Linked DNA regions of Homo sapiens: all the other regions are linked to region 1. The links are chromatin contacts, found by Hi-C or POLR2A ChIA-PET in ENCODE. All regions are on one chromosome and are shown on one strand. Each heading gives the region's core, a stretch centred on a gene start or an enhancer-like site at or near the end of the contact. The rest is flanking DNA. Distances are from core to core; before and after follow the strand shown. Region 1 has its middle 160 kb from the start of LNX1-AS2. Region 2 holds the start of DCUN1D4 (defective in cullin neddylation 1 domain containing 4). Region 3 overlaps DCUN1D4 (defective in cullin neddylation 1 domain containing 4). Region 4 holds the start of DANCR (differentiation antagonizing non-protein coding RNA).

The links. A loop is a pair of places that touch in the nucleus more often than their neighbours do. ChIA-PET counts read pairs that join two places held with the same protein, here RNA polymerase II (POLR2A). Pooled maps may share reads with other maps.
Region 2: a loop to region 1 is called in a map of OCI-LY7, with 9 times the contacts of the local background. The contact joins the promoter of DCUN1D4 here to the enhancer-like site in region 1. A Hi-C loop is called at or near these places in 1 of 168 maps with a recorded cell type or tissue (OCI-LY7), 1 of 37 single-sample maps with no recorded cell type and 4 of 50 pooled maps.
Region 3: a loop to region 1 is called in a pooled map, with 3 times the contacts of the local background. The contact joins two enhancer-like sites. A Hi-C loop is called at or near these places in 2 of 37 single-sample maps with no recorded cell type and 2 of 50 pooled maps.
Region 4: a loop to region 1 is called in a map of B cell, with 14 times the contacts of the local background. The contact joins the promoter of DANCR here to the enhancer-like site in region 1. A Hi-C loop is called at or near these places in 2 of 168 maps with a recorded cell type or tissue (B cell and OCI-LY7), 5 of 37 single-sample maps with no recorded cell type and 5 of 50 pooled maps. POLR2A ChIA-PET finds 5 or more read pairs at or near these places in 1 of 52 experiments (activated B cell).

The regions. Positions count from the first base shown.
Region 1 is chr4:53,746,679-53,749,981 of GRCh38, forward strand. No RefSeq gene overlaps it. Among named protein-coding and RNA genes, the nearest start is that of LNX1-AS2, 160 kb to the left of the region's middle. RefSeq lists enhancers at 1,670-1,879, 1,930-1,979. Within about 2 kb of position 1,758, at least 5 of the 41 ENCODE cell types and tissues checked have a DNase peak (open chromatin) inside an H3K27ac peak, as active enhancers do; they include B cell and OCI-LY7, where a contact is called at or near this core.
Region 2 is chr4:51,841,697-51,844,999 of GRCh38, forward strand. DCUN1D4 (defective in cullin neddylation 1 domain containing 4) reads left to right here and starts at 1,457. Exons shown (of 11, transcript NM_001040402.3): 1 at 1,457-1,571. The coding sequence starts at 1,547. RefSeq lists silencers at 1,185-1,334, 1,345-1,394, 1,485-1,834, 1,935-2,014, 2,565-2,684.
Region 3 is chr4:51,894,164-51,897,466 of GRCh38, forward strand. The region is part of intron 7 of DCUN1D4 (defective in cullin neddylation 1 domain containing 4); the gene reads left to right. Among named protein-coding and RNA genes, the nearest start is that of DCUN1D4, 53 kb to the left of the region's middle. Within about 2 kb of position 1,833, at least 14 of the 41 ENCODE cell types and tissues checked have a DNase peak (open chromatin) inside an H3K27ac peak, as active enhancers do.
Region 4 is chr4:52,710,889-52,714,191 of GRCh38, forward strand. DANCR (differentiation antagonizing non-protein coding RNA) reads left to right here and starts at 1,506. Exons shown (of 5, transcript NR_145129.1): 1 at 1,506-1,639; 2 at 1,936-2,071; 3 at 2,606-2,654. It overlaps MIR4449 (microRNA 4449), which reads left to right and starts at 1,794; the gene lies at 1,794-1,859. SNORA26 (small nucleolar RNA, H/ACA box 26) reads left to right here and starts at 2,361; the gene lies at 2,361-2,482. RefSeq lists silencers at 1,312-2,145, 1,320-1,889 and an enhancer at 2,140-2,189.

The DNA of each region.
Region 1 (3,303 bases), core at 508-3,007:
TGCTCTGTTACATTTTATGTGATCAAATTTATAAATCTATTCTTCATAGCTTCTGGGTTTTATGTCACACTTTAAGAGATCTTTATTATTCCAAGAAAATAAAATACTGCCTTTATTCTAATGCTTTCATAATTTTTTTTATGTTGCAAAAATAGACCAAGATGAAATTTATTTTAGGTAAGAAATGATGTAAGGATTCAGCTTCCTTTTTTTCTCTCTCTCTCTCCTGTCTCTTTCTTTTATCCCCTCAGATCACTAGTCTATTGTCACACTATTTATTGATTTATTTATTATTTGACCCTTACCTGAAATGTCACCATTTTTACAAATCACATTCCCATTCATACTTAAGTATTTCTCTGGGCTCTATTTTGTTCCAGTAATCATTCTGTCTCTTCATGTACTAATATAATTTTGTCTCAAATACTGCAGGATCATAATACATTACTAGTTTCTATTAGGGCTATCCTCACATAGCTTCCATAAAATAAAGTTTGTTTGTTTGTTTATTCATTTTTAAAAAGGACCCTGGTTATGCCTCAAAGAAAAGACATAGTGATAATGATCTAGCATTATATTTTACAAAATCTACTCCACATATATTTTTTAGGTTTCTGCTCATATATATGAGCAAAATCATGCAGTGTATATAAGTCATTTCCTCCTGGGTCATCATATGTTCCTGATCTGGGGCACACTGTGATTTGAACCTAGTTATTGGTGTAGTGGCAACGGGGGCAGTTGTTGTAGTCTTGTGGAAAATGAGCATCCCCTCGGAACATTGCTATCCCAGCGGAGGTTACTGCAGGGCTTTCAACCAAAGAAAGCGTGGTCTCCCCAAACACAGAAGAACAAGCAAGGGAGGCTCAGAGTGACGTGGGTGTGTTTAGAATCAGTTCTAACCTGATGCCTCACTCCAAGTTTCAGTGTCTCATGCTTTCCCATTTGATTTCCTATCTTTTACATCAGAAATTTGGCAAGGCTGTGAATCCAACTGAAATTGTAATTCTGCAAGCCTCCCAATTAAATTTTATGTTTGATTTTTATCAATATCAGCCTGTGGCCATAATAAATAAAAGATTATTTTTGGGCTGCCCTAGAAATGTCTAGTTTGCCACTCATGACTTGAACTGAAAATTAAAGGAATTTTAGCCTGTCATTTGCTTTCTGTAAATGCTACAGTACACTCCAGAGGATCCATCCAACATCATAGTCCTTGCTTTAGTTTGCACTTCATCACAATTACCATAGTTTGATTAATTGCAAAGCTATTACCTGCCATGGATTATTAGTATCAATTTCCCACTGGCAAAGAAATTGTCTCTGCACTGAAGCCTAAAATCATGATCAAACTAGTACCAAATCTCATGTGTGAGGGTCTGTCTTTTAGGACCACTACTGGTATCAATTCTGTAAGGTCTAGTCAGGAGATAGCTACACACCAGTAATTTGAACAGAAAAAATGTAATATACAGAATTATGAGCTAGTAAAATGCAATTAACTACTAAAAGAGAACTAGAGAATATAGAGAAGAAGCTCCTACCTCTAGAATGGAGAGAACATAACATAAAGAATTAAGAACATGAAAGAAGGTCCCTCCTCCAAGGCTGAATTCAGCCCTCAGTGGGTATCTTGTGGCTGACACAGAAACATGTAGCCTCTCAGTGGTAAAGAAACTTGTCAGAAAGTTTGGCCAGAGCTGGTCTGTAGGAACAGCTTGCTAGGTGGTTGAGACACTCTAGAAGGTGCAGGCAAGCTGCAGCTGGTTTGCAGGAACTGAAACTGGGTGGCTAAGTTCACTGGAGCGAGCTGGTGGGCTGAGCTGGAGAGCAGGACATGGCCAGCTGGGGTACCAGGGGACTGGAGCTGACTTATAAGAAACAACCTGCAGGCAGCTGAGGGGTCACAGCTGGTCTACAGGAAGTGGTCTGCTGGGTGCAGGAGAAACTCACTAGAGAGTGAACGACTTGGGCCTCCTGTCTGCCTGTTTGCTGACAGCTGTACCATAAGAGAGTAAGAGCACCATAACTGAAGATAAGCCTCTTCCTCTGCTATGACCTTACAGCAACACCCCAGTACCCTCTATTGACAATTAGGCTAACACTTCGGCAGTTGGGAAAGGAGAAATGTTTACAGGGTCCAGTCCCGCTACCACCAATAGAGCAAAGATGGATGCATTTGGAGCTGAGAGGAAATGGGTTGATAACTGGCACAACTAGTATGGATTATGTTTGCCAGTTTCAGGATCTCTATTCTGATGGTCTGGAGATCTCTTATATTTGATGATCATCCACTGTTAATAAGGGAAACACCCAAACCCTTTAACCAACGTGGTGCTTCATTTTCTCGGGTTTCCTGTGCCTCTCCACGTAAGGGCCTTTAAAATCTACAATGTCAGCAGCTTCAGTGCTCAGACTCATGGTCCATTTGCAAGGACAGCTGGTGAAATAAATAACATCTTTGTGGAAAAAGACAGAAAATAATGAAATAATATAAATCAAAACAAAGAGATCACCATAACCAGAGAATGGGATGCTAAGTGAGAGTCCGTTTCCTTGAGTGCTAGCTGGAAGCCAGCATGTAAGGAAGACTGAACTGAACTCATAATGTCCCCAGGACACTGTGAGTGGAGTGATGAACATAAATTATTTTCTTCAGTTCCTGTGATGAGAAATATGACTCCTAGTTAAGATAGTTGGCAAAATTCAAGATATCAACTATGGATTGTGCCTGTTTTAACGGTAAAGCAGCACTTGCCATTAATACAGCGGATGTTGGCCAGGCACAATGGCTCACACCTGAAATCCCAGCGCTTTGGGAGGCTGAGGTGGGAGGATCACCTGAGGTCAGGAGTTAGAGGCCAGACTGGCCAACATGGTGAAATCCTGTCTCTACTAAAAATACAAAAATTAACCGGGCATGGTGGCACACACCTGTAGATTCAGCTACTTAGGAGTCTGAGGCACAAGAATCGCTTGAGCTTGGGAGGCTCAGTGAGTTGAGACCACACCACTGCACTCCAGCCTGGGTGACAGAGCGAGACTCCGTCTCAAAAAAAAAAAAAAAAATACAGTGGATCTCAGAATAGGAAACCCCGTCTCCCAGACTAGCAGTGTCAACGTCACCCAGGAACTTACCAGAAATGCAAATTCTCAGACCCCACCCACACTTACTGAATCAGAGACTCTGGAGCTGGAGTCCAGCAATCAGTGTTTTAATAAGCCCACCAGGTGATTCTGATGTGTATTAATATTTGAGAACCACCGGTTTAGAGAGATATAAATTTAAGACTTGGTTTTTGG
Region 2 (3,303 bases), core at 207-2,706, 1.9 Mb before region 1:
ATGGGAGTGCTGTGGGACACAGAAACTGGTTTGTCTGAGCCCCTTCCAAATAGCATAACATTTGTGTCCTGATTTAAAATCTAAATTTCAGAGCCTGGAAACCCAAAAGCCTGGGCTGTAGAAATCTAAAACCAAAAAGACCGTGCGTTCTGTTACCTGTGATTTGTGGTGTCACCTACTCTTTGAGGCTCCCAGATGGCCCAGGGCCTTAGGATATGGGGATGCCTTGTAGGTGTGTTGTTGTTGGAGTTGGTGGCTGGGATGAGGGTGGAGGCAGGGTAGGGTGGGGGTGGGTTGGGGTGGGGGGAATCCTCCGTTAATATCTCGAAATATTGTTCTGTTACCATAATGCGGTGTGATAAGTTAGCTTCAAGTATTGAAAAATCAGGGCAGGACTCATGGAAATGGTGCGAATTCTTGACTTAGGGTCAGAAGAATTCACCAAAATTAACGTCTCCCTCTGCCAAATAACAGCCAGTTTCAATTTCTGGACGGCCTCTCCGCGGGAGTGACAGGTTTTCTTAGATGCCGCCGGGGGTCTTTCACGGGCTGGTGGTCTGCCCCCTGGACTCGTCCATGTGTTAGGCTCAGTCCGCAGCTCAGAGCGCGGCCCTGTATTTCTGTCTGATGTCTGGGGCATACAGATGTGTGTGACGGACAATGCTCGTGGCATTCGAAGCCTCTTTAACAGACATTAGTGACTAGAGGAAAGAAGTGTGCGAACTCTGCGAAACAAGTATGCGGACTCTGGAAAAGAAGTACATTTCGAAAGTGGGGAGAGGATGGATCTTCGTAGGAGAAATGGAAATTTGCTCCCCACCAGAAGGTTTGCTGGAAATTAAGACGCGGCAATTCTTAATCCAGTTTCCTGCGGTAGGAAGCAGCTGACAAGAGAAGTCCCAGTCCGAGTTCGGCGCGAACTGGACAAGTGTCGTGGGACAAGTGGCGGGAGACCCGGCCGCGTCGCGCCGGGCGCTAGGGACGGACGCATTTCCCTACTTCCAGCAGCTGGTACGAGCCGCCCCCAACTGCGCTGCGCTGCTCTATTCTTTGGGAAACACTTCGCGTGCTTTGTTTCAGACGCCGACCCATCTTTCTTGGTGGGTCTCCAGCTCCACCAATCCCGCCCGCCACTGGGCGGGGTTTCAGGGTCAAGGTGGACCAATTTCCCAGCTTCGCCCCTACACGCGCTCTCGGACCCCTGGGGGTGACTGACAGCAGCCGGGCCCAACCCGCTGCTCCGGAGCATGGCCTCCGCCAGGGGCGTTACGGAGACAAGGCCCCAGGACCAATCGTATTGGCCAGTGGGGGGCGGGGCCTCGTTGCCAGCTCCAGACCGGCGCTATGGGCACTCCTTTTGTCAAATGAGAGACGCAGCAGGGCGGCCCCTGAGCCGCGGTTTAGCCAATGGAGAAGGCGAGATGGGCGGGCTGGGAGTGCCCGGCGGCGGGTCCTCAGCTTCGAGCCGAGGTGCAGTGAGCTGGTGGGGGGACCGCGAGGCGAGCGCGGGAGCCTGGGCGGCGAGCCGGGTGTGAGCTGCCTGAAAATGCACTCGGATGCCGCCGCTGTCAGTGAGTAGCAGAGAGCCAGCCAGCGGGCCGGGGCCGGGCGGCTGCCAAACTCGCCACTCGGCTCCCGCAGTCCCCGCCCCACGCCTCGGGTCCCGAAACGCGCCGGGAGCCCCTGCCTGGGAACCACCCCTTCCCCTCCCGGGGCCGGGGCGGGCGGTGACGCTGCGGGCGGCGTGGGGCGGGGGCGGGCGTGGGGGGAAGGGACCGGCCTGCGGGGAGGGCGGAGGTGAGGGGGGTGGGGACTGGCTCTCTTTCAGTGTTGGGGGAAGGGAGGGCTGGACGTGCGATGAAGGGCCGAGATCGGAGTGTCCGGGGTGCATGGAGGTGGAGGCAGCGTTGGGCTGTAGCGGGCAGGGCCGGGGATGTGGGGGGGTGGCACCGGCGGGGAGAGGGAGGGAGCGAGCGAGCGAGCGGGGCACAAGGGTGAGGATTTCCAAAGGGCTGAGTGGTGCGGGCGGCTCCGTGAGAAAGGCGGGTGAGTGCGAGGGGGGCGCGGGGGCGGGGACAATGGGAAGAAGGGCTGGTTGGCGGGGGGGTGGGGGGGGGGCGGCGAACAATGGGGTGGGGGAATGGGGGCAGCGGCCGAGCGGGGCAGGAGGGCGGGCGACTGGACGAGGGCTGATGTAACGGGAAAGCGAGGTGGTGGGAGGGACTGGGGTGTAATGGTAGTTGGGGAGTCCTGCGGGGCGGGAGGGGCGTTGGAAGGGCGGTGGGTAACGGAGAGTGGTGGGAGTGGAAGATGTTGGGGTAAAGAGATGGGGCAGGTGTGGAAGGGTAGGGCGATTGGGAGGAAGAGGAGAAAAAGGTGGGTAGGATTTGGGGTGGCAGAGTGGGGGCAGGGGTGGAGAATATGAAATGGGGGTGAGGAGCTAGTCGGGGAGGAAGGGGAGGTGGGGCGGAGTTGGGCAGGAGGACTGTCACGTCCAGATTCGGTCCGGAGCCGGGCTAAGGGGGTGTCAGACTGTGCTTAGGGGAGGTACTTCCTCTCCCTGTCGAGGCAGGGTCCCTTGAAGGGGGGAGTCCAAGCTTCGGGGTGCGGAGAGAGGAGGGGGCGGGGCTGAGGTGGAGGAGACGGGGTAAGTGCCCTAAGGTTGGAACTGGCCGTGGTTCCCCCCGGACGGCGGGAAGCGAGGTCAGCGCTGGCGCGGGCTCCGGCAGCGGGACTAGGAGGCGGGGCAGGGGTGCGGGCTGCGGGGTTTCAGCAGCGGGAGCCGGAGGGGTCGGGCCCTGATGGCCGGGTCGGGGGCTTGGCGCCGGGGAGGTGTCGGGGTCCCTGGCAGTCCGTGGGTTTGATAGTCTGTGACGCAGTTGTCTAATTTCTGGCTATCAGGTGTGGGGGTTGGTGCCATGGAACCCGCTTCCTTAGAGGGATGGCCGGGCCCTAGGCCGCGCCCCACGCCCGGGGGGCGCGACTTCTCCCAGGCGTGCTGGGAGGGCGCTTGAGGGGTTTCCTTTAGGGTTTGTCTCCAGTCAACGGGTATGAAGGGGAAAGGCGGTCCCGCCGAATTCTGGGACTTGTAGTCGCGGCCGCGCCCGGCCGCGGTTGGGTTGGGTGCACGTGGGTAACTGTGGAAACGGGTCCCGGCATGCAGCGCGCCCTTGGAGCCTTCCTGCTCGGCCAACTCGTGCTTTATTCCCCGGCCAGCTCCTGCGCGCTCTCGGGAGGCGGTTGAGTTCCCAGGGACGGAGCGACTCCCCAGCCCTTCTCCCTTGGGAGAGGGAGAGCCCACGC
Region 3 (3,303 bases), core at 583-3,082, 1.9 Mb before region 1:
GTAAAGGCATGGAGGAACCGCTTGCTTTTTGTGGTATGAAACTCTGAAGTTGATGTCCTCATCAGTGAGGTGGAGATAATTATTCAGAATAACTTTTAAGGTTCTTTGTAGTGTCCTCATCAGTGAGGTGGAGATAATTATTCAGAATAACTTTTAAGGTTCTTTGTAGTTCAAAAATAGTCCAACTTCAAGTTTAAGAACCTCTGCCTACCCTCCCACCCCCACCTTCCAACCTTTCTAGATTAGTCATTTGTTTGGCAAATGTTTGAATGACAGTGATGTGCCAAGTGTAGTATTCCAGGCCCTAGGGAATCAAAAACCATGAGTAAGATAAAGTCCATTAAGAGGAGGGGCTTATAAACAATATTCAGACAAAAGATCCAGAAGTCATAAGGTCACTTGTCTTTATGCCAGTAAAGTAACTAAATAAGCATTGTATTTGTGAAGTATGTGCACCTAGTACACAAGAAAACCCAGAGAGTAATCATTTATGTGCTCTAAAGGCAGAAAGTAGTCGATCTTTAAACTATTTTGTCTTCTATTTTGGATTTCTTTTCTATTTTTGCTCATTTTAATTTTATTAAACCTATCTAATGAAATATTTTGATCTCAAACTAGAATTAACAAGTATAGAACAAAATATTTTTATGTATTCATATATGTCTTAGGCCATTTAGGCAGCTATAACAGAATGTTTTAGACTGGGTGGCTTATAAATAAAATTCCAGAGAATTTTATTTCTCTGGAGGCCCAGAAGTTCAAGACCAAGATGCCGTAGATTTGGTGTCTGGTGACAGCCTGCTTTTTGATTCATAGATGGTGCCTTCTAACTGGGTCCTCCCATGTTGGAAGGGGCAAACAAGCGCCCTTGGGTCTCTTAACTAATCTCATTCAGGAGGATTCTGCCCCCAGGACCTAATAATCTCACAAAGGCACCACTTTTTGATACCATCATCTTGGGGGTGAGGATTTCAACCTACAAATTTCAGGGGGATACAAACATTCAGACCCTTCATTATATTTGGTTAAAATGCTGTTAAAAAAAAAAAAAGGTTACTGTATGATGGGAGTGTGATAGAAACAGAAAGCCCATCGGCTGTGAAACCAGAGTTTTTAATCATTTCTGTCATTTCCTGGGTGTCTCTGGTAGCATCCTTAAACTAGGGTGGTGAAGTATGGCTTATGGCTTATGCCTGGGCTCTCAGAGGAATTGTGTGCTTGGCTTCCCTAGGGCCTGTGAGCCTGGGGCAGGACGTGGGTGGTATGAGAGTTTGGACTTAGGCCGGCAGCTGGTAGGGAACATCTATCCTTGCACTCCTGAGATCATTCCCCTGCCAGAGAAGACACAGCTCCTGTTTTGGTCTGATGAATTAAGCTAATTGTGGTGCTTAAACTTAAAAAAAAAAAAAAAAAAAAAAAAAAAAACAGTGACAATTGTTAATTAACTGCAATAAACTGATGATGGGCTGGAAAAATACTAAGTGAAGGGGCAGGGGCCTTTTCCTGGGTAATAGGGGAAAGCTACCTCTGATTTTATAAACTTCGATGATTACTGTGTTGATTTCTGTCCTTACAAATCTGTTAGAGCAGCAAACTCAAAAAGAAATTATCTTACATTGTGTGCATTTTTTTGTGTTGGGAAATGGTGTTCCTTAGAAGCGTGGCACTGTCACTGTGACTTCTACACATTTTTTTATACATGGTACACAGAAACATGTGGGAAGACTTGAGTTGAAGATGTGACTGCTTTCTGAGGTCACATTGGTGGCTTACATGTCCCAAGCCAGGCTCTAGAGTCCTCTGAAGATGTGTACGTTGAGTGGCCACTAGATGGCAACCTGTGGTTCTGGACAGGGTGACTCAGCAGCCTGTTTCACTATTGGGGGCCAGTCCAGGGGCTTTGTGTGTTCAAGACACCCTTTAAAGCAGATTAAACTCTGTATTGGCAACATTAGCTCCCAACCCCAGGTTTTTAATGGGTACCAGAGTTAGTAATATTACTTGTGTTTTTTATGTTTAAAGCACAAGAACTGTTCATTTCCTGCATTTCAGACAGGATCTCTGAGCATCTTTCAAACATAGGGACATCTTTTTGCCAGGATGTTGGGCTTGCTCCCAGGCATGCTGCAGAACTTCACATTTCTTCTCATAGCTCTGCCTAGAGTTTACAGCTAACTTTATTTTCTTTTAACTATGGGGTAGTTATCTAAATGAGTGCTTCCTGCTCTTGAATCTGTTAAAACAAACAACCGCTCTTCTTCTTCGTAGACAGGACTAAACTAAACTACCAGTCAAATCTATGGCTTTGGTCCTTGACCCTCTTTCCGGTGAAGAACAGGGACCTCGACCTTATGTTTTTGGGTTACCCAGTTTCCCTCCTCTTTGACCCTCTCCGATTATTATTAATATTATATTATTATATACACACCATTAAAAAAATCTAACCCTACAGTAGAAAATCTAACCCTATAGTGCGAATTCAGCCCTGCCTCCCAAACTTACTCCTGTTTACTGCTTTCTTGTGTATCTTTCTAGTCCCTGTGACCCCCTCATTGGGATTCTGGCACTAGATCTCTAACTGGCTCTCAATATCTCTTTTCCTTCCCACCAGTCCTTCTCCATGGAGATCAAGAGTGAGCTTGTCAAGATGCAGCCCTGATCGTGGTCTTTCTCATAGTGGCAGGTGGCCTCCATTGTTCCTAGGATGTAATTTTAAAAACCCTCACTGTGGACTACAAAAGCCTTTTATGAGACTGACCCCATGTTCCTCTCAGCATCATCTTATACCTCTTTCCCACTTCCTCTATCCACTCCAGCGACAGTGGCTGTCTTTTAAGTCTGTTGGACTTACCATACTCCCATCTGCTTCTGGGCCTTTGCCTATGCTGTTCCTAATAGACAGAGAGCCTTTCCCACCTCTCCAAAATATCTAGTTCCTGCTTATCTCTCAACTCTCTTAGCTTATGTGTCATTCTCTTGAAGAAGTCTTTTCCGACTCTAAAATAGCCTAATTTTAATCTTTTTTATTTTCCACATTAGGAAGAAATAAGGGGCTTTCTAAATTGTTCTGTTTCATAGAAATTAAACATTTAATATAATTGCAGGCTTTTAGATAGTTTATCATATCAACAAAGAGATCATAAGGACTTATTTGTAGTTAGGTACAAAGAAGGAGCTTTCACAGGCTTGTTTTTAAAAATAGATTCGTGTGCTCTATTATGAACCATTTTAGTTCATACAGTATACAAAATATATTGATAATACTTGGTGTATGTATTATCTGTACTTAGTAGGTTAAAGATC
Region 4 (3,303 bases), core at 256-2,755, 1.0 Mb before region 1:
GATGATGACTAGGTGCTAGGGTTTATTGGTAAATTTTACTCAACTTCTTCTTCCCACCAAAACCACCTTAATCACACCCGAAACCACACCCTACATCAGATCCTATCATTCCCCTGTTAAAACACACACACACACACACAACAAACAAACAAAACACTTGAACAGCTTTCCATCATTCTTAGCACAAAGTATAAACTCTTTCACAAATACAAAAATTAACCAGGCATGGTGGTGCATGCCTGTAATCCCAACTACCCGGGAGGCCGAGACGAGAATAGTTTGAACTTGGGAGGTGGAGGCTGCAGTGAGCCAAGATCGTGCCACTATACTCCAGTCTGGGCAACAGAGCGAGACTCCATCTCAAAAACAAAACAAAACAAAAAAACTCTTCCAGGGTTTCCTGCATGGTCTGGCCCCAAGCCATTCTCATCTCAGGCCACTCTGCTCCTTAAGTTCCATTTCTGGGAGTCCTTAAACAGGTAAAGCCCTTTCCTGTTTTATCTTGGGGCTCTGGACGAGTTGTTCTTTCTGTTTACAAAGCCACACCCCACCAGAGCTGCCTGTCTTGATCTGTTAACCAAGTGTAGGCTATTTTTTGGTTTCCCTTCCTGCTCCACCCCCAACACCTGGGGAAAGGCTAGGTAGCATGTTGTTTGAGGGGCTCTGCCTTCAGGCTGCTTGAGTTCAAATCCTGGATCTACCACTGGCTAGCTGCTCTGTGACTTTGGGCAAGTTACATAACATAATTATTTCCCCATCTATAATTTGGAGATGATTAAATATATTTTGAGGATTAGATTTGTTAGCAGATGGTAAGTACGTGAAACAGCAATAGAAGTTCTCCTTTTAGCATATACTCCAATTTTCTTCTACTTATTTGTTTGCCAAGTTTGAGCCTGTTACCTTGAGATTGCTATGGTTGCCTTCTCAACCTCCCCAACTCCTACCCTCCAGCTGATTATGGTCTACTTATTGGACTCTGTAAATGAATAAAGAGGGAGCATGAGGAAAGGAGGTAGTCCTTCTAGCTTTAGGAGAGGCCACGGGAGTGAGCTTGTTGAACAAGACATGGTCGTGGCTTCTCTTTAAGCTTACGGTTTAGGCGGACACAGATGATGAACACACACCGGATTAGTGTGGCTTTAAGAAAGGGAATCCCAGGGCCTTAGGCCAACCCTGGAGTAACCTCGATGCCCTCTCCAGAAGGGCACCCGAGGAAGGGTCTAGGGCCCAAGAGCACCAAAATCACCAACGCCGGGGATTGGTAGGTAGCCTGAAAAATCTAATTCAGAGAAGGATGCTCCGCGCGCAGACATGGCTTATCCCCGTGCTACTGCATGAGCCACACCTAGGCCGGCCCCGGACACCGACAGCCAATGGCCGGGCCCGTCCCGCCCCATCCGGGATTGGCTGTGCGTGCCGCGGCCCTCCACCCCGCCCCGCTCAGGATCTTCCCGGGATTGGCTGAGCTACCCGACCTCTCCAGGGGATCGGCTGCGCGCCCCGCCCTTGCCCAGAGTCTTCCCGGGATTGGCTGCGGGCCTCGCGACCCTCCTGCTTCCCTCCCCGCCCCGCGCCGCCTCTCTGGTTTGTGCGCCCGTCGCAGGTCGCAGGCCTCTTTGTCAGCTGGAGTTGCGCGGTGAGTGCATCTCCAGTCTTCGGCTTTCGGTCTCCCGCGGGGAGGGCGCCCGGCCGGCCCGTGGGTCCGATCAGGGGCTGGGCTCGCCCGGTGTCCCCACGAGCTTTGCCCGCCTCGAGCTCCTCTGCTCCCGGCGGCCAGAACGGAGGGGTAGAGCAGCCCTCGGCGGCCCGGGGGGCGGGCGGCGGTGCCCGTCCCGGGGCTGCGCGAGGCACAGGCGCCGCGCCCAGCGGAACAGCCGGAGGTTCCCGGCGCAGGTCTGGGCACCGTAACAATTTTGCGCTTTGCTTCCCCAGGGCTGACGCGCCACTATGTAGCGGGTTTCGGGCGGGCCACGCGTGCGGGACAGGAACCCAACCCCAGCCGACCTTGAGCTCCAGGAGTTCGTCTCTTACGTCTGCGGAAGTGCAGCTGCCTCAGTTCTTAGCGCAGGTATGTTCCTAGCCTTGAGCGGGGTGGGGGAAGGAATGAGTCAGCCTGGAGCACGTGGCCAGTGGGACCGGAGGGTTCCCCGGCGTCTGTTTGTCGCCAAGGTCCGAATCCGGCTCCCCTTAACTGGAAGGAAACATCCATGTAGGGGCTCACCAAACAAAACAGCTGTGTTTCTAGTGTGGTTTCAGACTTAGAGAAGCAGAGATCCACGAGGTATTGAGAGCAACGCGGAAAATAGTAGTGAACCCTGTAAAAATCAAAGAAAAAAAATCACAAAGCACCCTTTCCTGTGCCCTTTTAAGGTTGACCCAGTGCTTTAAGAGGCTAACACAGAAGGGTAAAGTAAGTCTCCATAAAACCCAGAGAAGAGACTGGAAAGCTCCTCTTTGGATCCTGTCTGGAGTCACAACTGAACCAGAAAAAGTTTCGTTACAACTTGAGCGCCTTTGTGATTTTCTTTACAGTTTATAGAACAAGCAATACATTTCAGTTTTCTTTGGTTAAAACGTCATTTTAAAACTTTTCTTTCTATAGGTTGACAACTACAGGCACAAGCCATTGAAGCTGGAATGTCCTGTTGCTGGTATTTCAATTGACTTAAGCCAACTATCCCTTCAGTTACAATAGGAAAGTGCCTCTAATAAGGCCAAATATGCGTACTAACTTGTAGCAACCACGTGTCCGTGCAGTGCCACAGGAGCTAGAGCAGTGACAATGCTGGTGGCAACAGGGCAGTGTAGCAGGTGCTTCATGTTCACCTTTTCAACCTTTTCATTTAATTGTCACAACTCGGAGGTGGATTCTGTTAGGGACAGGCTGCCCCAGGACCACTCCGCCCCCGCTAACTCAATGCAGCTGACCCTTACCCTGAATACTCTGCAGCTGCATTCCTGAACCGTTATCTAGGCGCTATAGCAAGGTCACCAGACTTGCTACACCGAAGCCCTCTGGGTGGCACGGGGGAGGTCATGAGAAACGTGGATTACACCCCCTTGTAAATTCCTATTTTCACAAGATAATATATTGTAAGCCGGTCATGAGATTATATGTGGTAAAGTTAATTGACTAACAACCCCAGGGTCTCTCTCCCCCATATAAACCCCTCATTTTGTAAGCTCAGGGCTGCCACCTCCGACTGGTGGAGAAGCCTGGCAGGTTAATAAACTTACTTGGCCTGACCTTGGGTCTCTTGTCTTTTCTCTCGGCTAACCTTACAGATTCTATTCTCCCAT